Linked DNA regions of Mus musculus: all the other regions are linked to region 3. A link is a loop called in an ENCODE intact Hi-C map of the cell type or tissue named here. Cell type or tissue: heart. All regions are shown on one strand. Region 1 has its middle 24 kb from the start of Gm40816. Region 2 overlaps Commd1 (COMM domain containing 1). Region 3 holds the start of B3gnt2 (UDP-GlcNAc:betaGal beta-1,3-N-acetylglucosaminyltransferase 2). Region 4 has its middle 57 kb from the start of Gm40816. Region 5 has its middle 20 kb from the start of Gm12052. Region 6 has its middle 40 kb from the start of Gm40816. Region 7 overlaps Commd1 (COMM domain containing 1).

Region 1 (4,000 bases), 180 kb before region 3:
TGGTTTTACTCAAAGGATAATTATGTTACTACTGTGTAACAAGTCAGCAAGAAGGACACCAACGCCCCTGCATTGCTACCTCATGGTCCCAGTCAAGCAGTGATTTAGCTGAGTGACTGCTCAGCTAGATCTTTTCTGCACCCAGAAAGTCAGCTGAGGTTGCTGTCATCAGAAGACTTCTTTCCAAGATGGTTCACCCACATGGGTTTTGACAGAAGGTCTCAGTTCCTTGCCACACAGACCTCCCCAAGGAACTGCTTGGGTATCCTCACATGACAACTGCTGTTTTCCCCACCCCTGCTCCATTTCCCCAGCAAGTAAGCAAAAGAGAAAGCAGAAAAAGCCTTCCAGGACAGTTTTGAGAGTCCTAAAGGAAAATGTTGTTAATTCTTCCACAAACTATGCTATGAAAAAGACAGCTCACTCTCATTCTCTAGGGGGGATTTGGTTCCACTTTGAAGTGGTAAGTATCAAAGAACTTGTAAACGTATTTCTGAATTACTAAAAAAGTAAATAAATCATACTTTATAGAAAAAGAAAATTCATACTTGCACACACCCATGCACACACACGCGCACACACACACACACACACACATTCTTGTCATTTATTAGATAAAAGTTTATGAGCAGTCAAGAACAGAAAATTAAAAGATCCACTTTGTGGGCTCTGTGACGTCTTACTTTGTGTTCTTTTAAGTGATCAACTATTACGTAACATGAATGGCCCACTGAAGAGGAGTCAACATATTAGAGGCTGTATTTTGTTATCTTTATGGTCCATATCAGTGTATCAGTATGTTCTCCTATTGCTTCATTAATATACATGTGATAGGCTGACATTATTTGAGAGAGAGAGAGAGAGAGAGAGAGAGAGAGAGAGAGAGAGATTCACTTATATGTCAGACAATTCCAGGTTAAGATGCTGGCATCTGCTTGGCTCTGATGTGGAATCCATGGCAGGTGGCACGTGTATATGCAGGAGGGCAAGATCATATCACCAAACAGGAAGCTACGGAACATAGTGTCCTGTGATCTCTCCTGAGGGCATGTTCCCAGTGACAACACCCCCTACTAAACTCCACTCCTTAAAGGCCCATACCGGCTCACAAGATTGCTATATAAGGGGCTAAAGTGATGACTCAGTGATTAAGAGCATGTGTAGCTATTGCCAAGGGCCTAGAATAGGTTTCCAGCACCCACATAATGACACACAACTGACTGTAACTCCAGTTCCAGAGAAACCAACACTGTCTTCTGTCCTCGGTAGGCACCAGGCATGCATGTGGTGAATATACATGTATGCATGCAAAGCACTCATTCACATAAAATAAAAATAAATCTAAAATTTAAAAATTGCTATACAAAAGCCCAAGCCTCTAACACATGAAGTCTTAGAGGGCACATTCAAACATGTCAGTCATCGCACCAGAAACCTTATATAGATATGATGCCCAGGGTGACAGTTGAATTTAGGATTAAAAGTAACATACTGATTTTTCTCTCCGGGGTCTCTCTGAGGCAGGTCTGCACAGGAGTGCTCAGGCTGAAGAAGCAACACAGCTTCTTGGACACAATCCTATGGGGCCCTCATCCTCAGCCAGGAGGTGGAGCTGATCCTCAGTCCTCTGTGCAGCTTCCCTGCCAGAGGAGAGCTTGCCTCCAGGGAGGGTTCTGACCCTAGAACTCAGGTGAGATCGCCATTTTCTCTCTGATGTCTCTCTGAGGCGGGTCTGTGCAGGAGAGCACAGGCAGCAGAGCTTCTAGGACAGGTCCTACATGCCTACATCTGCAGCCAGGAGGTGGGGCTGTTCCACAACCCTCAGTGCACTGGTCTTGCCAGGAGAGAGCTGGTCTCTCAGGAGTGCTGATACAGGCTAACAGACTCACAGAAGGAACAAGCTCCAGCCAGTGACAGCTAGAACATGTAACATCAGAGGTTACCAGATGGTGAAAGGCAAACATAAGAATGTTACCAACAGAAACCAAGACTACTTGGCAACATCAAAGCCCAATATGCCCAACACAGCAAGTCCTAGATACCCCAACATACCAGAAAAGCAAGATTGGATTTAAAATCATATCTCATGATGCTGGTAGAGGATATTAAAAAGGACATTAATAACTCCCTTAAAGAAATTCAGGAGAACATAGCTAAACAGGTAGAAGTCCTTAAAGAAACACAAAATCAAAAATCCCTTAAAGAATTACAGGAAACCACAACCAAACAGGTGAAGGGGAAAAAAAAAAACCATCCAGGATCTAAAAATGGAAGTAGAAACAATAAAGAAATCACAAAGGAAGAAAACTCTGGAGAAAGAAATCCTAGGAAAGAAATCAGGAGCCATAGATACAAGAATCACTAACAGAACACAAGCGATGGAAGAGAGAATCTCAGGTGCAGAAGATTCTGTAGAAAGCATGGACACAACAATCAAAAAAATGCAAAATGCAAAAAGATCCTAATCCAAACATCCAGGAAATCCAGGACACAATGAGAAGACCAAACCTAAGGATAATAGGCATAGATGAAAATGAAGATTATCAACTTAAAAGGCCAGTAAATATCTTCAACAAAATTATAGAAGAAAACTTCCCTAACCTAAAGAAAGAGATCCACATGAGTGTACAAGAAGCCTACAGAACTCCAAATAGACTGGACCAGAAAAGAAATTTCTCCCAACACATAATAATCAAAACACCAAATGTTCTAAATAAAGGTAGAATATTAAAAGCTGTAAGGAAAAAAGGTCAAGTAACAAATAAAGGCAGACCTACTAGAATTACACCAGACTTCTCACCAGAGACTATGAAAGCCAGAAGATCCTGGACAGATGTTATACAGACCCTCAGAGAACACAAATGCCAGCCCAGGCTACTATACCCAGCAAAACTCTCAATTACCATAGATGGAGAAACCAAAGTATTCCACGACAAAAACAAATTCACACAAAATCTTTCCATGAATCCAGCCCTTCAAAAGATAACAAAGGGAAAACTGCAACACAAGGAGGGAAATTACGCCCTAGAAAAAACAAGAGAGTAATCCTTCAACAAACCTAAAAGGAGGTAGGCACAAGAATAGAATCCCAACTCTAACAACAAAAATAACAGAAAGCAACAATTACTTTTCCTTAATATCTCTTAATATCAATGGACTCAATTCCCCAATAAAAGACATAAACTAATAATTTACTGGTTACATAAACAGGACCCAACATTTTGCTGCATACAGGAAACCCACTTCAGGGACAAAGACAGACACTACCTCAGAGTAAAAGGCTGGAAAACAATTTTCCAAGCAAATGGTCCCAAGAAATAAGCTGAAATAGCCATTCTAATATCGAATAAAATCGAGTTTCAACCTAAAGTTATCAAAAAAGACAAGGAGGGACACTTCATACTCATCAAAGGTAAAAATCTACCAAGATGAACTCTCAATTCTGAATATCTATGCTCCATATGCAAGGGCAGCCATATTCATTAAAGAAACTTTAGTAAAGCTCAAAACACACATTGCATCGCACACAATAGTAGTGGGAGACTTGAACACCCCACTCTCATCATGAGACAGATCCTGGAAACAGAAACTAAACAAAGATACAGTAAAAACTAACAGAAGTTATGAAACAAATGGATTTAGCAGATATCTATAGAACATTTTATCCTAAAATAAAGGATATACTTCTTCTCACCACCTCATGGTACCTTCTCCAAAATTGAATATATAATCAGTTGCAAAACAGGCCTCAACAGATACAAAAATATCAAAATTGTCCCATGCATCCTATCAGATCACCACAGACTAAGGCTGACCATCAATAACAACATAAATAATAGAAAGACAACATATACGTGGAAGTTAAACAACACTCTACTCAGTAATAACTTGGTCAAGGAAGAAATAAAGAAAGAAATTAAAGAGATTTTAGAGTTTAATGAAATGAAGCCACAACATACCCAAACTTATGGGACACAATGAAAGCAGTCCTAGGAGGAAA
Region 2 (4,000 bases), 110 kb after region 3:
AGACTCTTCATTCCAGCACAGGAGGTAACAGAGTCAGGAGGTTCTTTGTGAGTTTGAGGCCAGCCTGGTCTACATATTGAGCTTCAGAACAACCAGTACTAACACACACACACACACACACACACACACACACACACACAAAGTATATTTTTAAAAAATGAGAAATGGAGGTTATAAAAATAACTTTTATTCACCTGATATAATTGTCTCAGAGGCTTACTGTTGAATAATCTTATCCTTTTTAGTTCTTTCTGAACTCTGGCTGGCTAGTTCAACTCTGCCGTTCTGGCTAAAACTCCTCTCCAAGTTGACTGACTCAATCTGACTTCTCTCGGCTTCTAACTGAATTGCTCTGTCATCAAACTAACTCTGGCAATTTATTCTAATCTTCTAGCTCCTTCCTATTGTCTGGCTTCTGCTGCCTCTGCTGACCTACACTGACTGCATGAACTCAGGAACAAACTCAAGTCCACTGTGCTGCACTCACTGCACTGACCCCTGACGGACTCCTCTCCCTGCACTGCTCTTAAATAGCTTCTATTTCCCGTGCGTTCTCACAGGAGTTGGGAATATCCTATCTCTGACTCATTCCGTCAAATCTTTCTCTGATTCACCACTTTGCCTCTCAATTAGACATCACTTTCAAACACTAGTGCTGCTTCCTCTGCACACTAATCTTATGTGCATTGTTTGGGATTGAAGGTGTGGAGTGCATCTGCATTCTAGCCAGAGCACACAGAACTAGGTCTTTGGATGTTATCCCTTCCCAGAGCAGCCATGTTGCTGGATTAAAATTCTTCTACAGGAGGCAAAGAAAGTTGTAAAAAGGCTAATTTATATTTTTGCTTTCATCTTTATGTGCGTATTCATATTCACTGTCAGGATGCTCCCATATGTAGCCACTCCTTGAATATACAGGTACAAGGGGCAAGGAAATAGTCTGTCTCACTGATGTTCACAAAGTCCAGAGGTATACAATGATGTTGACTTGAATACATGGCTATATTTCATATAAACTAATAATAATTTGTTTTCTAAAATGCAAAATATGCTCTGGATAAAGAAAGGTAAATTTAAAGTCGTAAATGGTAATGGCAGGTTCTCTGTTAAGAAATAGTGTAGGGCTAGAGAAGATGGTTCAGCGTGTAAGAACGTGGCTGCTCTTACAAAGAACCAGGTTCAGATCCCAGCACCCACATGATGCCTCACAACCATCTAGATCCAAGGGAACTGAAGCTCTCTGTGGGTACCAGGCATGAATACGGTACACAGACATACATGCAGGCAAAGTACTCATACACACATAGTAATAAAAATGACTTTTTAAAGCTAGGCCATGGTGGCACACACCTTTGAGTACAACACTTGGGAGGCAGAGGCAGGAGGATCACTATGAGTTCCAGGTCAGCCAGGGCTGCACAGAGAAACAAAAACCTGAGAGAAAGAGGGGTGTGGGTGTGTGTGTGGGGGGGGGGGGATTTTACATAGAAACCCTGTCTCAAAAAAACATAGATAGATAGATCAATAGATAGGTAGGTAGATAGATAGATAGGCAGGCAGTCGTATAAATAAGCAAGCCCAGGCTGCAGTCTAGGATGACTTTCATCTTCCAATCCTCCTCCTCCTTCCTCCCCAGTTCTAGGACTGCAGCCGTGTACAAGCACTGTGCCTGGCTATGCAAAATTCTGTGGAATTTGTTTTGTTTTGTTTTTTTAATGAAAGAATTAGTTGAAACAATTTCTTTTTCTAATTTTTAAATTTGTTTATTTCATGTGTATGAATGTTTTGCCTCAATTGGAGACCAGAAAGACCTCTGATCCCCTAAAACTGCAGTAACACTGGGTTGTGAGTCACCATTTGTGTGCTGGGAATCAACCCTGGCTCTTCTAGAAGAGCAACAAGCACTTTTCTTTTCCTTTCTGTTTTTCTGTTTTTGTAGACCAGGCTGGCTTTGAACTCAGAGATCCGCCTGCCTCTGCCTCTCAAGTGCTGGGATTAAAGGCGTGCACCACCACCGTCTGGCTCCCACTCTTTTTAATTTTATAATTAAAAATTCTACTATATTAATTTATCCATCTGTATGTGACATGTACTTGTCATCCATGCATTTGTAAAGCTTGTGCCGCCACTGCCAGCCTGCAAAAAGAGCTCCTAACCACTAAGACATCTCGCCAGACCCATTGAAACAAATTTTTTATTAAAAATAATTTTAATTTCAAAATGCCAAGCCAAATGTTTAGATGTTTTTATACACAAAATTATTACTGTTGAATAGCCAGCAAAAGTATTTTCTGCCTCGAACATTCCAGAATAAGGAAACATTTAGACATCTTTATGCAGTCCTGCAGCTATTAGCAAACCAATATTCTACTGCCGCCTACAGTAGAAAAATAAAATTACAGCTAAAACCTAAACGTACGCCCATATTTTACCTCAGGACTGTGTCATGCCAAGAGACTCGTGCAAGATAGTTGCTGCAAGTTCACATCCTACCTGGGCTACCCGTGGAGTCCCAGGCCAATCTATATTAAAGACTGAGACTGTATCCCAAGTAATTAACTCACAGGTTTTTTTTTGTTTGTTTGTTTGTTTGTTTTTAGAGACACAGTTTCTCTGTATAGCCTGGCTGTTCGGACACTTTTACAGACCATACTGGCCTCAAACTCAGAGATCTGCCTACCTCTGCCTCCTGAGTGCTGGGATTAAAGGTGTTCACCACCACTGCCTGGATTTGTTTAATTTTCTTGTGTGTGGGGGGGTACTCTTTAAATCTATTTTTACTAATGTTTAATTACATTATCCAAACCATATTGTAAGAGTAAAATCTTTCTCTATAAGAGGGACCCAGACCTTAACACAACTGACTCCATGATGGAAGTGCCATTCAGGCCATAAAACTCAGCACACAGACAGCACCACCTGCCAAAAATTAAAACAAAGATTTAATCAGTTAAAGCCCATAAGCTATGGGAAAGATTCTAAATGAACTGACCTTGCTTCTGACTAGTTCTGCTTCTGGCTAGATGTTCTTGTTAACTGAAATATGTCAACCTAGGATATGGTTTTGGTGCTTAAAAGGTCACCCTGAGAAAGGCTCAGTGTTGCACTGCAGTCCCAAACACACAGTGTAGTACCAGCAGCCTAATAAAGATTTTCTAGCTGAGTGACAGCATTGTAGCCCTTTAATCCCGGCACTCAGGAAGCAGTGTAATCAGTATAGTATTTTTTTAAAAGTCTTTACACATGTAAAAATAGCTTAGTCAGGACCTCCACTACAGCCAACACTGTGTCTGATACCCAGAACCCAGCAACTTCACACACTCAAGAGAACCTGATACAGGTATAAACCCCATGATGCGGACTGCTCTGCATATCTGGAGTGATACCTCCTAGATGAACCCTGTGGCTGGACAGTCTCCCCAGGATCCTGACCCTCAAATCAGAGACTTCTGTAAGACTGGACCTGACCTCCAGCTAAGATACATCACACAGGTGAGCACCTTGGGGATAAAGACTTAGGACCATATTTAGAAATTTAAAGTGTGAACCTTGTATGATGACCCTCAGCATAAAATATAACTTTTGCTATACACAGGTATCTACCTTCTTTCTTGTGACACAGAGGCAGGCAGAGCTTTCTTCTTAGTTAGGGTTTTACTGCTGTGAATAGACACCATGACCAAGGCAAGTCTTATAAAGGACAACATTTAACTAGGGCTGGCTTACAGATTCAGAGGTTCAGTCCATTACCATCAAGGCAGGAACACGGTAGCACACAGGCATGGTGCAGGAAGAGCTGAGAGTCTGACATCTTCATCTGAAAGCTGCTAGAAGACTAGCTTCCAGGCATCTAGGATGTGGGTCTTAAAGCCAATGACACACTTACTCCAGCAAGGCCACAGCTTCTAACAGTGCCACTCCCTATACAAACCATCACATTCTACTCCCTGGCCCCTATAGGCTTGTGCAAGCATAAGAGCCTATGGGGATCATACCTAAA
Region 3 (4,000 bases):
GCCACCAAGAACTTCGTTATGATCTCTATAAGCGCTTAAGCATCTTATTTGTCCTTAAAAACAATCTTACTGTCCAAGTATCCCATTCCCGAAACTAAATAGGGGATACAAGCCTCTTAAGGAAAAAAACATTGTCATTTATCAGCACGTGGCAGAGCAAGCCTCTAGAATGGACTCCTAAGTTTAGCAGAGAATCCGACATTTACACAAAAACACTAAATTAAGAACGGCAGGCTGAGTCCTGAGTGGGGAAAGCAGTATTCTACGCCGAGAAAGGAGTTCCAAGCAGATCTGCTGATAAACATATCTGTACACACTGCAAAGGCCGGAAATTATTCGGGCGAGTTCTACAGGGCTCCCGCACACTTCTTTGGTCTTAAAACCTAACCGTATAAAGAGCTCTAGGACCGGCGTAAAAACTCCCCGGGGTTCCATCAGCTTTCATAATCTCTATTCAAAAGAAACAGAAGTTGGACTAGAACAGGAGGGAAGTGACCGGCCTGCCCCTGAGCCGGTCCCCTATCAAGTGCGCGGTCCAAACCCCACAGAAGTGCGCTACGGCTGGGCCCCGGTCCCGCCCTCCTAGCTCCACTCAGGTCCAGTGGCCCTCTCATTAACCATCCCATCACTTTCCGAGGCACAAAGAAGTACCCTGGAAGAACCTGTAATAACACGAAGCCCATTTTCACCCATTGGCTTCGAAACCTGGAAAAAGCTACGGCTTGGCGGGGAGCGGAGGGGGCAGAAGAACAGGTTTAATCGTTTGAAGCAGTCAAGTTGGGAGACCACAGTGGGCAGGGGAGCGAAGGCCAGCCACCCTGTATTTGGGGCAGGAGCGAACATGGGGCCAGCCCAGGTTACCCAAGTGTGCATTACTTTTCAAGATGACCTCGCACGCACTATGACACTAGAGAGGAGTCTTCAGAGCTTCCTTCCCACACAAGACCCGGGAGCTCAGAGGACCCTAGGCGAGTGCATTTGAGCAGGTGCTAGGTGTTACGTCCCCAGAAGGGTCCCAGCCCCTCAGGTGCGCCCACCTGCCAGTCGCAGGGCCAGCTCCCCAGGCAGTCCTGAGTCTAGTTAATCATTCAACGCGGGCGGCGTGGAATATTTTTTAGAGGTCAACGCGAAAGGTTCTCCTGAAGTTTCACAGAAACCAGTCTTTGGGGACCCGAAGATAACAGTGCCAGCGGATGGGGGTGAAAAGCGGCAGCCAGCGGCTCACAAACACCTGATCTGCCCCTGCGGCACCCTAGACCAGCGCAGTGCGCGGGCGGGGCAGAACACCGCCCGCGACGCTCCCCCGCCGCCCAGGCCCGCACCTCGTGCGCGGGGTACAGCGCGGCTCAGGGTGTCGCTGCCCTCTCCCTGTGGGTGCAGGAAGAGCGGAGGTCGAGCAGGTGAGAAGGTCAGGAAGGAGGTGGAGGCCGGGAGACTGGGGAGAAGGTGAGGAGGCTGTAAAGGAGGGGAGAAGGACCAGGAGGTGAGGAAGCCGGACAGGAGAACGGAGACCGGTGAGGATATCCGGGAGGTGAGGAGGCCAGGGAAATGATGTGCGGAGGCCAGGAAAGTGAGACTGGGAGCGGTGAGGGGAACCCGATGGAACGTATGCGCAGACAACGCAGGAGCCACAGAAGAGCGGCGAGAGCGCGGGGCGCCCACACCGGCCGGAACTAGCGCGGCGGGGCGGGGATGCAGGGCCGGTGCCCACCCACCCGGCCCTACCTTGTCTAGGGACACCTCCAGCTCGGCGGGGCGGGGCGGAAGACCGCGGCCGCATCCACGTCCCAGCCGCTCTTGCGGCTCAGCCCCGCGACCGCCGCCGCTCTCGCTCCATGCGCAATGCGCGGACGGGCGGCCCGGCGGGGTCTGGGCGGCTCCGGCTCGCCTCAGCTCCAGCACTTGTTGCCGCGGCGGCCGCTGAGCCTTACTCTCGGCCCCGGCTCCTGGCACCGCCGCCCCCTGCCGCGTCCCTTCGGTCCCGCCCCCGCCCGATTCTCCAATCACACGCCGCGCCACCGCGCGCGTCACCGCCGGGAAGGCCGCGCTCCCGCCCCGTGGCCCAAGTTTGGGAAAGGCCGAACTCGAACCCTCCCGCCAGTTGGCGCCCAGGTCCCGCTGGGACTGCGCCCCCGGGCCCTTCCCGAGCTCTCCGCCCCTCGTAGCACTGAGAAAACCTAAGGCTTCACTGGAGCGCGCGGTGTCCAAAGATTACAGTCTCCCCCGCTCCGCCAGGAAGTAGCCTCCCCCAGAAAAACAGCTGAGACTTGAGTCCCAAACCCTGCTGAGATCCAGGGTCTAGTGTAAACTCTTCAGCTACCAGGGCGTGGCGCTTGGTGAGAATTTGCCAGCCAGCACTGGCATGTAGCTAAGTCTAGACGGCTCCGAGTGGCTTGTGAGCGGGATCCACGAGGGGAGGTGAGAAGAGGGAAACCCAAGTGCACCTGACCTTTGCTCTCAGCGTACATAGTAGCGGCAGCCACCTAGATAGATGCCCAAGGCCTGAGGGTGGTGCCTATCTGGCCTCTTCGGACCTTCAGGTTATGAAGCCATCAAAGACACGATGAGGTCTCCACGTGGTTCCACTCGGGTCTCAGGAAGTCAAGAATGCAAGATGCGGGAGGCGCTGGGTGCGGAGTTCGCTCGGCGACTTCAGAAGTTGGGCTTAGCAAGACATCTGAACGCTGAACCCCCGTGATGCCGCTGGACTGAGCACCAACCACACCCAAGCATGGATCACGCGGGACCCGGAACGGTCCCCCACCCCCAACCCAGCGCCTCCCCAGGCTCCCCAGAGCGCTACGTGCCAAGGTGAGGCCCAGGAAAAAGCCGGGGAGACCGGATGGAGAAGTTGCTCTAGTTTGTAGAGCTGGGTGGGCCGGCCGAGTCGGCACGCCCTCAACACCGAACCTAGAGCCTGGTCCCCACAACCTGGGACGCGCTTGGAAGCTGCTTCCTCTCCCCTCCATTCTTATTGCTAAGGCCTTCGGTCGACCCTCTGGAGATAATCACACTGAGAAGTTAACACTCTACACCTGTTTGCTTTTTTTTTTTTTTTTTTTTTTTTTCAGAAGGCTGTCAGATGGAGTTAGTCAAAGGGATGCCATTGACTTTCGAGCGCTGGAGATTGAATTTCAGCCAGCTCGACCAAGACCACGAAGTCTTACTTACAGCCGCAGAAAGAAGTAAGTGCGAGTTGTTTGGGTTGAGCGCAGAGCCACGTGTGTACGGTCATCCACAAGAAGGAATTCTGAGTCAGTGGTTCTGGAAATGTTAAGATTGACAATCTGCAGACCGATCTGTTCTTATGTTTGTCACTACGTTCCCAAACAACAACAACAACTTGGATTTTTATATGTTCACATAAACTGTTAACCACTGTCACTCTGAACAAGAAAGGAAGAGAAATTGTATGCTTTTCTTGACTCTGAGGAATTTTTTCCCACGATTATATTTATAATTCAGAAAGCCAATAAAAGAAGCAAATTAGAAGTTAGGTCTGTGTACTTGATTAACTGCAGACTGCCGTATTGATATTTAAACGTTGTGACGAGACAAAGCTGGATTCTTGGTGGGCATTTTGTTATTGTATTTCCCCCTTAAATGGCTCTCCGAAGCCACAGACATGCTTTCAAGGATTGCTAGGCAAGAAGTTTTGAGTAAAGTCAGCTGGCAAGCAACAGGGAAAGAAAGCTTGAGTCTTTCAGAGCTGCCAAAAGCTGCCCAGGCCATGTAGTTTTGTTTTTGTCTTTTTTTTTTTTAAAGGCGTTTTCTCCTTGGTGCCATTGAGTGCAGCTGGAAATGTTCCATCCAGCTTCCAGTGTGACTTTGGGGAAATAACTCAAGTGTTGGATTCCACACCCACTTAGCTGTCCTGCTTACTCTTAGGTTATGAGGGATTCATCATCGAAAGGCAGAGATAATACATTCAACAAATGTGCTGTCCAACCCAGGCGCAGACGACCAAAGAAGTGCTTAATAATTAAATAAATTAAAACTA
Region 4 (4,000 bases), 150 kb before region 3:
TAGAGGAAGTAAAAGTCAGCAGAAAATAGCTAAAGATCTCTACAACCCTATTCCTGCCTCAATCACCTCTTTCTGGTTTATCATTTTAAAATTAAACCAAAATGGAGGAATGTTAGCACCTTAGCATTCCTTCTAGGCTCTGCCTAACAGTTATCTAACAATAGCCAGGTAGACCTGGCTTGCTATAAAAAGGACTGTTTGGCCTCTCTTAGCTTCTCTCTTTTTCCCCTTCCCTTCCCCCTCCCTCTCTTTCTCTTCTCTTTTTCTCCCTTTCTTTCTCTGTCCTTCTCTGTCCCCTCTCTTTCTCTGCCTCTACTCCCTTCTCAACCCCCCTCCCATGCCCCTAAATAAACTCTATTCTATACTAGACATGTCATATGGCTGGTACCTCAGTGGGAAGAGATGCCTCAGCATGGGCCCACTAAAGCACCCCTCCTACCACACCATACCGTGATCTACAAAACATATCATTGGCTTATAAAACATCATTTGGTGCCATGACTCAGATTTACAAACTTGCAGGTTCACATTCCCCACAGCATGGACATTTCAGCCATCAGAGTGCTAGATCTCGCCATCCAAACACAGGTGAATTGGTAAGCCTCCCCACCACTGGTCAGTGTAAACAGCCCTGGTCTAAAGGGACGGCTGACCACCCTCTAGTGTTCTTGAGGACGGAGGTATTCGCAGTCTCCATGAGTGGTTCTTCTCACTAACTCCTCATCTTAGGACCTCTTCCCTTCGGAGGGATCTTTCTCTCTCCTCGACATGCTTTCTTTCTCATTGCTGAAAAATCCTGGGCACAGGTAAACCATTCTCCCACAGCTCGGGCACTGGTCCACAGCTCAGGCCCTAGTTCACCTCATAACAACCTGGTAATCTAGCCTGGCTGCCATTCCTACTCAATGGGAATGTCTTTACCACTACTTCCAGGTTCCCTACTGGGACACCTCCTGGTCTTAAAGGCTTCCAAATTCACCCATTAAATTGTCCCCAATACCCACTAGATAATAACTCTAATTGGTCACTTAAAACTTTTACAGCTCTATCCAGCTATCCAAAGAATGGAAGGTTTCCTATGTATAGGCTTTTCCCCACCTTCACGCCAAACCACTTTATTTTGTGATCTAGCTAGCTTGTTCTCCACTCTCTGCTCCCCGCTCTAGGTTCCCTGCTCTCTGTTCTCCATTCCATGCTCTCTGCTCCCCACAACTTTGACTCTAACAGCATTCTCCATACTTTGTTTCAAACTTAACTTGCTCGACAGCCACCTCCAATGCCAGCCATTTGCTGTAGTGGGCAGCCTTAAACTTCTGCTTCCTGGGAAATTTTTGTCTCTGATTTCATTCTGGTCCATACCAGTTTTAAGTCAGTTGTGTACCACACAAGCAACTCAGCTGCTCCATGTACCACACAGACCCACCGGGCTGCTGCTCGGACCCACAAGGTGGCAGAAGCTGCCTGCAGTGACAGGGAGACATCTCTTTACATGCACATAATGCCATGCCTGCCAGGCAAAATATGTCTATTTGTCTCTTTATATGTTTGCCTCTGCTGATACATAGCCATGCTTCTGTTGTTTCATTCTAAGATATAACAAACATCTGACTTTCCTTCAGGGGGCACTATAGCTCCAGCACCATCTTAGCTAAGGGCAGTCACATGGCTGGCTGTAGCTTCAGTCCCATCTTAGTTGAAGACAGTCTTATGACTATCTGCCATCTTTGTTATGGGCAGATAAGATTTTTTTTTTCATATGTTTACAATAATTTAATTTAATATTAGCTTAAAGATTTGTAACATTTAAAAGGTTGAAAATCACTGCCTTAAAGATATGTTTAGCCTTGGTTTTGCTACTGTCATTACTGTTATTAAGTTACAATGTAACCTCCTTGTTTGCTAGATACACTGTAAAGCAAGTAATTAAAAGCAGACACAAATTGTCTAGCCCAGATATGCTTAATAGATACCAGCTCTCAATCTTGTCAGAAATCTGCTAAATATAATGTTAAATGTTTATGCTTATTATGACAGACAAAGACTCTCAAATCCTAACAGTGACACCCCCCTCCCCGACACACACACACACACACACACACACACACACACACACACACACACAGAGTCTCCAAGAAGATATAAACACAGCATCAAGAGACTACCTGGATTGTGGTATGATAACCACTGAGAAAGACTGCCCCATTGCCTTACTTGCTGCCAGGGCTCTTCCTGAACTGTGGACAAACAGGGAACCCAGAGAATTAAATGTCTCATATTGCCTAAGACACCGTGAGTCATTCATTTCTCCCATGTTCCTACTCTCCAGGAAAAGCCTCTCATCTTCTGGGCTGGATGACCAGACTGACTCTGCCGAGTTGTGATGGCGACCACAAGGACCTGGGAGAATTGTGTAGGTAGTGGACTATAGACCAACCTCTGTCATTTTAATTAAAATATGACATCTAGATTATAATTTATTCTTCCCGGATTTCTAATAACATTGACAGCTAAGCTAACTGCAGCTTGACAGCTAGAAAACAGACAACTAGATTCTTACCCCAAGGTAATCCACCACCATATTAGCTCATTAGTCAATTCCTTAACTAGTTAAGACTACCAGATCTCTTATCAAAAAGACAGACCAGTTAACCTTGCTCACAGACTTCATAATAACGTATATACAAGTTTAGATATAACCCTTCGCAGATGTAACCTTCTCTTACTCCCTTACCTAAACTCAGTATCCAGTGACTAAAAACTTCATATTTCCTCCCCTTGCTATGCCACTGTTATATTGAGACTTCAAGAGTTTAAAATCCTAACATTAGCCGGGCAGTGGTGGCACATGCCTGTAATCCCAGCACTTGGGAGGCAGAGGCAGGCAGATTTCTGAGTTCGAAGCCAGCCTGGTCTACAGAGTGAGTTCCAGGACAGCCAGGACTACACAGAAAAACCCTGTCTCGAAAAACAAAAACAAACAAACAAAAAAAAAATCCTAACATTAACCAATAGAGTTATTATAAATTAGCCTAGCTCTAAAAAAACATTCTACTATATAATCAAACTTTTGTAATCACAAATTCAGTTTCCTTTGGTTGTCTTTTAACTATAGACTTAAGGTATTTCTCATGCTAAATTATATGATCAACTATCATATTCACAAGATCATTAAATGTTTGAGTTTCCTTTGATTGTCTTTTATATGTAAACTTAAAAATACTTCTCATTGTGTTAAATTAATGTATATTCAGTCCCCTAGACAGAGGGGGAAAGCTCTTCTAGCCCCTTCTGCTCCATGAAAGGTCTTCCCTAAGCTCAACTTTCCCAGTTTCCATCTGGTGACATAGTTCCATTTGCCCCACAATCCAATAGAGATCTTTTGAATCCAGAAGCTTAGCTTGAGGGTGTGAAATGCAGAATGTGGTTATCTGAGCATATACTGTATGTGGCCAATACTTCTGAGGCCAGTTAGGGTCTGAGGTAGGTCAGAGTACAATACTCCAGGCTTCCCCTTGTATAGTCATCCCCTGTGCTGCAAAATTGGCACCAGCCAATGGGGAAATCCTGGTTCTTTGGGCTGGGTTCAATTGTCTAGCCTTTGTATGTATATATAAAAGGTACCTCTTTAGGATGCCTTGGGAGCCAAGAACACTTATTATACTTAATGAGAAGGAAACAATTATCCTTAGTTGATTTTTGTAAAAATGGACTTTCTCAGAAAAATATGAGAAGAGCTGCTTACAAGATAAGTCAGGAGGCAGCGGGGGTTGGGGTTGGGGGGGTGGGGTGGGAGATGGGGCCGGGTACAAAAGGAGCAGAGAACAAGGAACAGAGAAAGTCCATGAATGGATACAGTTCCTGCAGAATGAGTAACCAGCTCAGGGCTTCTGCAAGGAAGGTAGACCTACTATAAATGTCAAGCAGACTTCTTCCAGGGACCTGAGTCCTTCTCATAATGTAGGCAAAAAGGCGATTTAGTAGTTGGGTTCCAGCTTAAATG
Region 5 (4,000 bases), 230 kb before region 3:
GACCTGAGTCAAGTAACCTGTTGAGACCAGTCCCCTCATCTACCCAGAGGCCACTCAGCAAATGCTTAGCTCACACTCCTGGATTCCTGTGTGGAACAGTGGAGATAGCGATCTGGCTCGGAACAATTCCAGCTGTAAACAACGCACTTCCTGACGGCAGAAGCAGAGTCCTCGGGAAAATGGCGCGGGTCTGCCTGCAGCCCGCCCCCGTTCTGTGCTGTGGGTGATGCCCGGGGAGCAAGCCTGGAAAGTATGTCTGTTGACAGCAAGGAGAAGCGCTAAATAATCTGCCAGGGACAGGAACTGGCCGCTAGCTAGATTTTTCTACGTAGGATTATATTTTGAAATAATTGCTTCAAGATATTTTTTTAAAAACTTGGCTGGCTCAGGGAGACATTCAGATGATGGTCTGGGGCCTTCAATGTAAGCTAAGGCAGGCTTGTAGAATCATCACCCAGCACAGAAGGAAGGAAGCCAACAACTGGGGCAGAGAGAACGCTCAGTGAAGTGCGTTGGGTTTCCGGTGTCCAGAGTCAGTGTCAGACTGTGGTCTGCCAAAGGTCCTGAGAATCCAGAATGACTTCCCACATGCTCTGCTAGGGGAGTATTGGTGGGGAGGGGGGAGGGGGAGCTTTGGGGACTAGTGACAGAAAGGTTGTCAGCCTAGCCCCAGTCCACCTGGTCAGCTGACTCCTATTAGTTGATAACTCACCCTTGGAGTTACTGCGGAGAGCTGGGCAGCCCTCCCTCAAATGTCCCCTTGGCCTTCTCTCTGTTTTCTCAGGCCTCTGCACAAATGCCACCTTCTCAGGAAAATCTACCCTGTCTGAAAGGCTGATGTCCCCGCCTCATTTCCTAATGTTAAACATGTTGTCGTTCCCATTACAGTTTATATCGTCTATATTGTAACTATCTTAGCAGGAACAAAAATATTCTATTTTATTTATTTGTTTGCTTATTTTGGGACACGGTCCCATGCATACGAAGCCCACCTCAAACTCTCTAGTTGAAGAAGACCTTTAACTTCCCTGATGATTTTTGCCTCCACCTCCAACGTGCTGGGATTATGGGCACGTCACAACCGACACCCAGTTCATAGTTTCTTCAGTGTTCAGGATTGAACCCGGCTTCTTCTGCATGCCACACAAGCACTCTGCAAGCTGAGTTACATCTCCAGCCCCTGACAGGTGAAGCTATTCTAGACAATTCTGAACACACACACACACACACACACACACACACACACACACACACACACACAAGGTCCTGTATATCTCTCTAGTGAAATAATGGTCGCCATGAGATTAGAATCCCCCAAGATATTCATGCTAGGAGAAAGAAAGGATGGAGGCAGAGAGGAACATGGGTCCCAGAATGCTGTTTCACACAGCTCTAACAACTGCACAAGCCCACCTGGAGGACAGATTGGAGGTGTGAAAGGCAGGGCCACTCATTGCCCAGGACTGCTCAGCAGTGTGTACCGCGTGTCCTCTTATTAATCCTGAACTTCATGTCAGGACCCCACAGTGTGCTTGGGAGCTATGGGAGCTGTTTGTTCCTCTTGCTGGTGCGACCACACTGAATACATCTTTCTCTTCTCGATGGATGTTATTCACCTCTCTGATTGGCCTATTGAGAGGGGAGGGAGATGACCACGCCTAGGTTGCTGGACTGCCAGGCTGTGACCCAAAAAACTCTGGTAAGAATATTTTCCCCTCCAGCTAAGATGTCAAGTGCAAGAATGTATATTTTTACTTACAGTTGGGTCCAAGGGTTTTAGAAAAATGCATTCACATCATAAAGACTAGTAAATATTTACTGAATGTGTGAAGGAATCTTACATTTAGTATTGACTCACGTACCAAACACTAGTTATTTCCCTTAGATAGTTATGTGAATGAATATACCAAGAATGAACTTATAATCGCCTAGTGTAAAAGCAGGAACTACTTGCTTGTTTTCTTGAACTTTCAGTTAAAATTGGGGGGGGGGGGGGTTTGCAATTCCTGCATATAGCCACAGGATGGCACCATTGCTCAGTGTATTTTCTCTGGAAAGCCGGCTGGTATCAGAAAATTCTCCACCCTCCTTCCCCTCCTCCTTTTTCTCTCTTCCTTCCTCCTAATACTGTAAAAGTAAGTCTTTTCTGAAGCTCTGGAAGAAAAGACACCGAGCAGAATACATTGCTCGACACCTGTCTGGATCCCTTAGCTCCATCTTCTCTCTGGCCCAAAGCCCAGAGTCCTGCTGTTCCCAGGCTGAAAGGCAGTGCAGGGACCTTTAGGAATGCACTCCCTCTCCTCCCCACCACCCCACCACAGCCCCTGACATCCACTCTGAGTTCCTAATAGCACCATCTCAGCAGCCCCTACCTATCCTTCGGTCTGACTCTGAGAAACCATCAACAGAGAGGTTCTCTGGCCTTTGTCTACTGGCCTTATGAAAAGAATCATGTGATGCCTTTGAGGCTGTGGGCGGCACTGATGGTATTTTGTAATTGGGGAACAAGTTTCCAGGGGTGAAGCAGGGTTACTAAAACAAGAGGACAAAAGGAACATTAAAGATTTTGCTAACCTGATAACCCTGCTCAAACCGAACAATTGGGGGGCTTCCATTTCCTGGATCACAGCAGAGCTCTGACTTCCTGGGTTTGAAGGCTGTGGTCTGGTTCTAGCCATTTGCTGGTCTCAGGAATGGAAACCAGTAACCATCTCCAAACAGAGATTGGGAAAGGAAAATAAGTCACACCCACAGGAATTGTGGGTGCTCCCCCACTTCAGGCTCACCTCCCCTCTTCCAAGGCCCAGTCTAACCCAGACACAGTCACTGCAGGGAGCATGAGCAGTGCTTGACTAGAAGGTCATTCAGGGTGATGATTAGGACAGTCATCAATTCCTGAGGCCCAAGAGTGACTCACTTAGCTCTGATGTGCACAGATCAAAGGAGGGTATTTATGGCTTAGACACAAGCCTGCCATTCTTTGCCATAATAAATAATATAAAGTCCTCATTCTGCTGCCTGTCTCTACCCCAGCTGTCTTTGTACTGACATGAACACCCTTCTCTCTTCTCTCTACTCTTTTCCACCTTGAAAAATGTCAAGACATTCTTTGCTGGCTCTCAGACACTCGGCTGCCATGGTGCCATGGGGAGAGGGGCTCAAATGCCCATGTCCCCAGATAAGAGCACAGGCGGGTCTAGAGTAGGCTTGGAGCTAGCTCTTCCTGAGAACTTACCTTTCTTATTTTGCTTGAATGTGTCTCAGTGTTTGGGCATGCTAGAAGCCCAGCCTCCATTTAAGAGCTCCGTGACTTCAGGAGATCTGTCATGCTTCCATTCCCCAGTCTATAAAATATGGGTAATTAATAGCTCAAAGTCTGACTTATGAAAATGACAAGATAAAAATATGTAAAGTGCTCAGCACCAAGCCTGTTGCAAAACAATGCCAGTGAGCGCTGTTCGTGCTGCAGCATTCTTGTGGTATTTCCAAGAATTTATGGATGCAGCACAGACTGTTCTGTGTGTCCTCCTCAGTGAGGATGTGCACCCCACACCCCGCCCCCAGGACTCAAGACTAACAAACACTCTTACAGGAAGCAAATGGCCAGGAGGATGCTGTGAGCAGGTCCAGCTCAGCTTCTCTGTGGGCACTTCAGACCAAGTACTACCCAGTCGTTAGGCAGTGCCGGGTGCTTCTGGATGCTTTAAGAAGCCACATCTCTGGCTTCTAATCCCTAGATGCTAATAGTAGCCTTTTAGTTGTCACCAAAGAAGTGTCTCTGATGTTTGTCTGCAGTGGGCAATGGTTACCACAGACTCAACTAACCCCCTCTCCTAAGGCTGCAGGGACATTGCAGAAGAGGGAGTAGGTACTGAGAATTCTGCAATTTTGGTTTCTTTTACAATCCCAGAAATATTATAAGAATATAATATTCTTTTTAAAAATATAATATTAAAAATATAATAGAATATAATATTCTTTTTTTGTTTTAATCCCTAGT
Region 6 (4,000 bases), 170 kb before region 3:
ACCCACAGAGGCCTGAAGATGGTGTCAGGTTCCCTGGAACTAGAGTTCTAGGTGTTTGTGAGTCATGGTGTAGGTGCTGGGAATCGAACCCCAGTACTCTAGAAAAAGCATCCAATACTCTTTATCAACGAGCCATTTCTCTAGCCCAAAAGTTTTCTGCATTTCAGAATAAATTTAAAAAATGGAAATTAATAAATAATAATCACAAGAACTTATTTACACTTTGTCCAAACAGTAGACAGACTCCTGGTCTCTCCCTGCCTTTCTGGTACATGTTATAATTTTAGAGAAAAGACTAAATAAAATCTATAAATGTACTAATGCTAAGTTAGCTGTGAGCTTTGCCTAGGAATTGTGTGGAATCCCCTCATGTGAGGCAAGTCTTTCCCCTGCCTGACCCAAGAGCTGTAACTCTTTTACTAGTGTAGAGAAATTTTAATTCTTTGTGGTCAACTGGTTTAATAGTTTGAAAGTAGAAGGAAGGGTCACAAACATCTCTTTTTAGAATCCAGTTTCTATGGCCAGGTGTCAACACAGGGTGACAGTGACAGTTCCTCCATCTTCAAAGTTGTCAACATATCATTTTCCGATCTGTCTCTGGCCTGTTTCCATCATCTGAATCTGACCCAACCCCAACCCTACAGCGTGCCCACCCCCTTCTGCTCATGCGTGAGCCTGCTTTCCTCTCCTAAGAACCTTTTTGTTGACACTGAGTTTGCTCATGTAATCCAGTATAATCTTCTCACATCTCAAAATCCATAACTAATCACATCTGCAAAAGCCTCCTTTGCGTGTAACATGACATATTCACAGATCTGGGAGATTAGCATCATGGACATCTCCAAGGTATTTTTCTGCCTGCTATTTCAGATGCTGAAATAGTTACCAAGCCCTAGTGTGGTGACTTTTGTTGTGTAGCTCAGAAAAAAAGCCCTTGTGCTGCTTAGCTCTGAATCGGGTCTCTGCCCTGGGGAGATGACCCGATAAGGCCAGCCAAAGGGTAAATACTAGGGTGGCAATATCATAGCTGGAAACTCCCATCTGAAGCACAGCTTTGGAACCATGAAAGAAAATGACTGTAAACACCACAGCTGAGCCACAGAACTTTCTCAGAGGAGCTACACTTGGTTATAAATATAACACTAACCCAACACTCTCCTGGGTAAAGCCCCTTCATGATTCCCCCATGCTTTAGAAAAGGGAAAAAAGAAAGTCTCAGAAGAGGGTTTTTCAACCTCAACTCTGACAATGCTCTGAGCCAGGTCGTCCTTTGTGGTCAAGGGCTTTCCTGTGCATTGCTGAGACTTTATTTCCTTAGAGTGACTCACCCAGACCCCACACAGCCTTATGACACTCTGCTGGATGTCCCTAGAGGGCAGAATTGTACTCAACTGAGATGCCCTGTTCTGGAAGAGCCTCCAGGATCTGAGTCTGGCAACTGTCCAATTCTGTGCTTTCTTCTCCAGCTACCTTAGGGATGAAAGGTAAGGACTGTCTCAGCAGAGCTCACTGTCCCTCCACTTATCTACCTCTTGTCACCTAGAATTGGTTTCCTTGTGTCTGAGTCAAATGTTTCCCACTTGCCTCTGACCCCCACACACCACCCCTGCTCTGCCTATGCTGTGGCAGCCTGATCCTCTGTATATCCCTCTTCATAACTGCCTAACCACAGACTCACTTCTTAGGAACTGTGCCCCTAGCACTGCATGATGGGTACACGTTGTTGCCCAATCTACTGCTGCACCACATCAGACAACCAAGACAGGAATCAAAGTGTGAAGAATGGCGGGTGAATCAGCCCCTAAGGAAAGAAATGAATTTTGCTAGTGATGGCTGGCCCTACTACAGTTAGTAGGTAACTTGAGTATGATTTGGGAAAGTCTTCTGAAGACAGTGAGCCCAGGGTTCCTACACATCAGGACTCCTTTCCACCAGGACTTCTGTCCAATTACGGCCTCCCTGTGGGAAAGTCAGCACCATGAACTTGGTACCTAGCAATGGTCCACTGAGAGAGGATGTCAGCTCAGTTGTAGCTCTCCCAAATCAGAGACATCAAGATCCTAGGATGTTCCTTCTGTGTTGCCTACCCAACCTGGGTCAGGGATACACAACAGCACAAAGACCTCATGCCACAGAAACTAAGCAAAGCTCATTGGATGACCCCAGTTTAAAAGAAAGAAACCTCAGACTCTAAAATGGAACCTTCTGGACAAGACTAAAATTACAAGGGCCTGTCTCCGAGGGCACTGCCAGAGTTTCCCAGGACATGAGGTTAGTTCTCCTGCTTCCCCATGTGGGGGCGCAGCAGGCTTCACCCCATTCCTCACAGGTTCCCAAATATAAGCACCTGCATCCCACAAGACATCAGTATCTGAGTTAAGTGTCCTAACTTTGGTCAAGATATTGACAAATATATAATTGTTGCATTATTATTCATTTAATATTCCTTTAGATATGTATATATGTGTATATATTTTACCTATATATGTGTATATATATCCTTAGATATGTATATATGTATTATAGCAATTCTGATTATATAACTAACATGTTCATTGTAAAAAATAAAGATGTTAAGCAACTCAAAAAATAAATTTTAAAAGCACCTTTTCTACATCTCTTTAACCAAATAGACACACAATGTGACTTTTACATACCAAGCAAATGAATTAAAAAAAAAAAAAAAACAGATTGTATCTGCATGGTTTGGTCAGTTTCAAGAATTGCATGGCTAAACTTTTCTGTATCATCCAATTCTGTGTCTTTGGAAGACTTAAAGCTTCTAGACATCTCTGAGGACCTCTCACATTCTGTGAAGAAGGCAGGAAAGGGAGGCCACAAGTGCCAGGCCAGAGGGCTCCACTCATGACAGCACGGTGTTCCAGCCTTCTGCTCAGCACGGGATCCTTCTAGTCCTGGGAAGACTCTACTGGCACGGCAGGCTAGGGCACAAGGTTCCCGTCTCCCAGAGGCATCTCTCTGGCCTCCTGAGATGAATGTACTCTGTTATGTAGAGTCAGAGCTGAAAAGGTGGGTCCAGTATCCTCCTCTTCTACAAAGACTGTGTCAGAAACCACATTCCTGGGCAAAAGACCAAAAGTTGCATGTCTGTTGGGGGTTATCTGGGGCAAAAATAACCTTCCCACTATGGACAGGGCTCACAGAGAGAAGCACTGCAGAAGTGGGGGGTGGGGCGGGGGAATAGAGTTTAAATTTAGGAAGGTTCCTGAAGGTTCCATGCTCAGTCGGCCATGACCTTGCACCCCTGCTGGAGAGCTGGTGTTTGCTTGCCTCACCCTTATGCAGCCTTGTAGCATATCATAACGCAAAACCACGTTCAGTCCAACTTCAAAGTTCCCAGCCACAGTCTATCACAGCATCAGCACTGTTAAATCCAAAGTTCAGCAAAGTCTCTCCTGAGACTCAGGCAGTCTCTTCACTGTAATTCCCCCTTTTAAAAAAATACCACATACTTTAAACAAACAATATCACAGGATATGCATCATGGTTCCAAAAGGGAAAAAAGGAAGTATACTGAGGAAATGCTGGACAAAGCAAGACCAAGACCCAGCTGGGCAAACTCCAAACTGCATCTCCATGTCTGATGTCAAAGCCCTCTTCAGCTTTCCAACTCCTCTCAGTTTTGTTGACTGCAACACACTCCTCTGTCTCTTGGACTGTTAGCAGTTTTCCTAGCATGTATCTCACATCTTGGGGTCTCCAAGGCAATCCACGCTTCACCTTCACAGCTTCATGCAATGGCCTCTCTAGGCCTCCATGCAGAGACATGCCTGACAGATGCCTGGCCTCAGGAGCTTCTCTTAGCTGTGGGGGGAGACTCCACCATTCCTTTCTTGTATCTTTGAGTCTAAAGCCAGGACCACTGGCTTAAGCTGTCAAGGTCTGCAGCTTGCTGAGGCTGGAACATGGTCCCATTGTTCAAATACATTTTTGCCAGCTTTCTGGTTTTGATGGTTTCCTTTACTGCCTAAGTTTGACT
Region 7 (4,000 bases), 99 kb after region 3:
CCGTGACTGAGACTTGCCATCGACTCTCCAGCTCAGGCCCCGAAGGCCGTTGTCCCAGCGGCTCTGCTTCATGAGACTCTCTCGGATTTTTATCTTGTGGCTCTTCCAAAACTTGGAGATGACTGCAGCTTGCTCACTGGTGATGCCACCTTGCTTTTTGGTTTGAGCAGTCAGGAATGCCTCTAACTGGTTGAAATCCATGTCTGCAGATGCAATAGACTATAAAGATAAAAGAAAAAGCAATATATTTGAACTTGGTAGATAACTAGACAAAGCTAGCTGCCTAGCTACAGAACATATTTTGATTGAACTTAGTTTCACCAGGACTCCTCTCGGATAGCCTGCTGTTGCCCTGTGTCATGGAGATCCTGAAGCTGTGGGTCTGTAGGACCGGCCCTGAATCTGGGCCTAGGTGGTAGTTAAATGGATCAGACTGCTAGTTCTCCCACACACCACCACCAGAGCTAACTCTCTGGCTGGCCAGGCAAGGCTCAGAGCCAGCTCTTCAGTGATCAGTGGGGCCAGCTCTCCAGAGCCAGCTCTCCCAGGCTGCCTAGGTAAGGGGCAGGGGCAGGATCAGCTCTCCCATGTGGGCAGGGCGCCACTGTGTGGTAGCAAATCAACACCACCTCCGGAGGCATGGTCTTTGGTGAGTCCAGACATGACCCTGAGCAGCAGCACAGGCATGAGACATCACCATGGTCTCAGATGGCAATGCAGGCCTCTCTCACATCAGGCTGTTCCTCACCGCCAGCCTGTCTCCAGTTCTCTCTTCATAGTCACAAACTTCTTACCTTCTCTGTCTCTCCCATCTCTGCAACTACATACTTGCTCATTGCAATGGCACCTACTGGGCCCACACTGCTAGCCTGTGGTCTGTGGCTGTCTTCAATCCAGCCCATGCTGCACAGCCTAGACATCTATTACTTCTATTGAGTCTCATATTCTAGTTTCCATTTCACAGACAACATGGTCGTCAGAAGCACTAAGTTTCCATAAAACCAGAGAGCCAAAGAGTCCTAACTGTTGAGCCATGTTTCTCTGGCTGGTTGTCCTAAGTGACTGCACACAGATATGGACACTGGCATCGCTGCTGCTGCTGCTGCTGATTAAAAAGTCAAACTGATTCTTTCTACCATCAATGATATAAAAATGTTACCACCCAAGGATTAGCTATTAAAGCTTTATTTATATCCCTTAGAGAGTGATTTTCATCTTTTCAAGATTTAGCTGTTACAAGTGAGAAATATGTATTGTTAGACGTAAGCCAACTAGTTTAGTTTAACAATTTGCAGGAAAGTTGAGAAGGTGGTGTAAATCAAACCAGTGTGCCAAAACTCGTAACACTGTTATCCATAGGCAAAAAGGAGCCACCAAATGCTGGACACATGGATAATTATGATGCAAAGCTAAATCTGAGGACAAAAGTAGCTGAGGCGAAGTGGGAATCCCAGAAGCTTCCTTCCTTGGCCAGATGTTGCTGTAGGTACACCAAACCAGGTTGAGGGCAGCTGCAGTCGCACAGGCCAAGGACAGCTACAGATCTACTGTTGTTGATGTCTCTATTAATATAAAAGTTGTGTGGACGGATTGGTGAGATGGTTCAGTGGTGAAGATCACTGGCTGCTGCTGTTCTTCCAGAGGTCCTGAGTTCAATTCCCAGCAACTACATGGTGGATCATGACAATCTGTGAAGGGATCTGATGCCCTCTTCTGGCATGCAGGTGTATATGCAGAGAGAGCATTCATACATTAAAAAAAAAAAAGTAAAAAAGAAAACAAAAATGATAATGATAAAGTAAAATAAATAAAAATTTAATTTTCTTTTTAAAATTGTGTGGCAAACACCCAATCATCCTGATAGATTATTTCACATTACAGTTGAACACATTTACTGCTTAATTGCCATATTACATAGAAATAGAAATATTACTTTTAAGACTAGCCTGATGGCTCATGACTATAATCTCAGCACTCAGGACATAAAGTCAGGAAAATAGCCAAGAATAAATCTGGCCTGTTTATATAAGTTCTAGGGCAGGTAGAGCTCCATGGCAAGTCCCCAAGGAGAGGGAATGATTACTGAGCATGTTATACTAGAATTGAGTTAAATATTCCTATTAGCATCTTCTTTTACGACACTGAAACTCTGTACCATTTCTGCCTCATTCCACTCTGGGATTTTACTCTGGGATGTGTGTGGGGATGCGCCCCTGTACCGACAGTCTGAAAGCAGTAGCAGCACCCACATCCTCAGCTCACCAGGAGTTCCATGACAGCATGTCTTATTCTGACATAACTCTGTCTAGAACATAAAAGCTATTTTGGTTGAGTTTCAATCAGTATCTTGATCTGGGGTCAATCCATCCTTTTCTTAACACAATTCAAACATAAACGGGGAACCAACTTAGAATTGAATTTAAAAAGTCATGCATTCTCATTTAATACCAGTTTTTTAATTCAAGAAAGGCCCACATCAGCTTCATTGCAGTTTTCTTCTCATTTTTAAACATATAAAAATGTAAAAAGCATTCTCAGCTGGGAGGTACATGCTTTTATCCCAGCATTCAGGAGGCCGAGGCAGGAAGAGACAGCTTGGTCTACAGAGTGAGTTCTAGGCAGTCAGGACTATACAAAAACAACAACAACAACAACAACGAAACACTATCTCGAAAAACAAACAAGAGGCAGGCAGATTTCTGAGTCCAAGGCCAGCCTGGTCTACAGAGTGAGTTCCAGGACAACCCTATACAGAAAAACTGTCTCGAAAAAACAAAAAACAAAAACAAACAAACAGCAAAGAACGAAAACAGAAATAATTCTCGGCTTATGAACTATACAAGGACAGGAAACATGGTCAAGCCCTGCTCAAGAACATACCACAGAATAGGCTGACCCAAGTCCACGTGACTGCAGTGTCCTATGCACCTGACCCTATACGAGAAAACTGGTTTATAACAACCACAGCCTAGAAATTAACTTTGTTTACTTGAGAAAGTACCTTAGAACAGTTTTAGTAAACACTAAGTTTTTCAGAAATGTGACTAAAATAGCTTTATAAACAGGATGCTGAGCATTTGGAAGAAGCATTGCTGAGTGTAAAGTGTATGAGCTGCCAAAGCAGCTCAGCTGTACAGTAAGTGCATTTGCTGCTATTTGTTCACAGCGATTCCACATATATGTACGACAGGAACACATACTGACTGCTTGAATGGTTACAGCTTACAAAATCTCAGGTTACTGTAGCTTTTCATTTATTTATGTCATGCTGATGTTTTAAAAAATACAAACTATATTTTGTGTGTGCATATGTGTGGTAATTGTGTACATGTGTGGGCTGTGTATGTACATATGTGTGCTGTGTGTGCTTTGTGTGCATGTGTGTGTACATGTGTGTGTACATGTGTGGTGTGTGTATGTGTGTGCATATGCATGGTGTGTGTGTGCATGTGTGTGCAAATGTGTGCTATGGGTGTGCATATGTGGTGGAGGGGGGGAGCGATCATGCATGTCTGTACATAAATGTGGAGGCCAGAGGTCAGTGTTAGTGTCTTCTTTAATCATTTTCCATCTTCCTTTTGAGCCATAATATCTCAGTAATCCTGGAGATTACTGACTAGGTCTGTGTGTCACCATTACCACTTCCACACTGGAGTGAGTTACACATGCATGCTGCTGTGCCTGGCTTTTTACATGGATGCCGGGAAACCAAATTCAGCTCCTCATGTGCGAGTATCAGGCACTTTACAACTGAGTCAGTTCCCCAGCTCCATATACTTACATAAGAACTTATTATAAGGATATAAAATCAGTCGTAGGAAAAATGTTTATTATAAAAAGTAAACAGGGGCTTGACAGATGGCTCAGCTGTAAAGAGCCCTGGCTGCCCTAGCAGAGGACCCAGGGTTCAATTCCCAGCCACCGATATGGCAGTTCACTGTGACTTCAGTCTCAGGGATCCAACGCCCTCCACTGGCCTCCCTGGGCACCAGGCATGCAA

Evidence for each region. Hi-C counts contacts between places; a loop is a spot of excess contacts. Peaks named below come from ENCODE experiments on the same cell type or tissue, not always from the same donor. Only the 100,000 strongest peaks of a DNase experiment are listed, where the experiment ranks them.
Region 1: a loop joins it to region 3, with 2.0 times the contacts of the local background. A loop is called at or near these places in 2 of 42 quality-filtered maps.
Region 2: it touches region 3 in a loop (2.3-fold over the local background); 2 of 42 quality-filtered maps call a loop at or near these places.
Region 4: it touches region 3 in a loop (2.1-fold over the local background); 3 of 42 quality-filtered maps call a loop at or near these places.
Region 5: it touches region 3 in a loop (4-fold over the local background); 19 of 42 quality-filtered maps call a loop at or near these places.
Region 6: it touches region 3 in a loop (1.9-fold over the local background); 5 of 42 quality-filtered maps call a loop at or near these places.
Region 7: a loop joins it to region 3, with 2.6 times the contacts of the local background. A loop is called at or near these places in 20 of 42 quality-filtered maps.

Annotation. Positions count from the first base shown.
Region 1 is chr11:22,675,742-22,679,741 of GRCm38, forward strand. No RefSeq gene overlaps it. Among named protein-coding and RNA genes, the nearest start is that of Gm40816, 24 kb to the left of the region's middle. In heart, a CTCF peak has its summit at 1,801; no DNase peak of the experiment used is centred here.
Region 2 is chr11:22,967,294-22,971,293 of GRCm38, forward strand. All of the region lies in intron 1 of Commd1 (COMM domain containing 1), which reads right to left. Among named protein-coding and RNA genes, the nearest start is that of Zrsr1, 2.7 kb to the right of the region's middle. In heart, a CTCF peak has its summit at 2,372; no DNase peak of the experiment used is centred here.
Region 3 is chr11:22,857,769-22,861,768 of GRCm38, forward strand. B3gnt2 (UDP-GlcNAc:betaGal beta-1,3-N-acetylglucosaminyltransferase 2) reads right to left here and starts at 1,967. Exons shown (of 2, transcript NM_016888.5): 1 at 1,726-1,967. In heart, a CTCF peak has its summit at 2,317; DNase peaks (open chromatin) are centred at 543, 1,093, 2,083 and 2,763; H3K4me3 peaks cover 3,286 bases; H3K27ac peaks cover 2,094 bases.
Region 4 is chr11:22,709,243-22,713,242 of GRCm38, forward strand. No RefSeq gene overlaps it. Among named protein-coding and RNA genes, the nearest start is that of Gm40816, 57 kb to the left of the region's middle. In heart, a CTCF peak has its summit at 1,615 (motif pointing right); no DNase peak of the experiment used is centred here.
Region 5 is chr11:22,629,673-22,633,672 of GRCm38, forward strand. No RefSeq gene overlaps it. Among named protein-coding and RNA genes, the nearest start is that of Gm12052, 20 kb to the left of the region's middle. In heart, a CTCF peak has its summit at 2,045 (motif pointing right); DNase peaks (open chromatin) are centred at 149, 509, 1,539 and 2,279; H3K4me3 peaks cover 465 bases; H3K27ac peaks cover 1,682 bases.
Region 6 is chr11:22,691,892-22,695,891 of GRCm38, forward strand. No RefSeq gene overlaps it. Among named protein-coding and RNA genes, the nearest start is that of Gm40816, 40 kb to the left of the region's middle. In heart, CTCF peaks have their summits at 1,371, 2,302 and 3,454; a DNase peak (open chromatin) is centred at 3,050.
Region 7 is chr11:22,956,474-22,960,473 of GRCm38, forward strand. Commd1 (COMM domain containing 1) reads right to left here. Exons shown (of 3, transcript NM_144514.2): 2 at 1-219. Among named protein-coding and RNA genes, the nearest start is that of Zrsr1, 14 kb to the right of the region's middle. In heart, CTCF peaks have their summits at 613 and 1,720 (motif pointing left); a DNase peak (open chromatin) is centred at 558.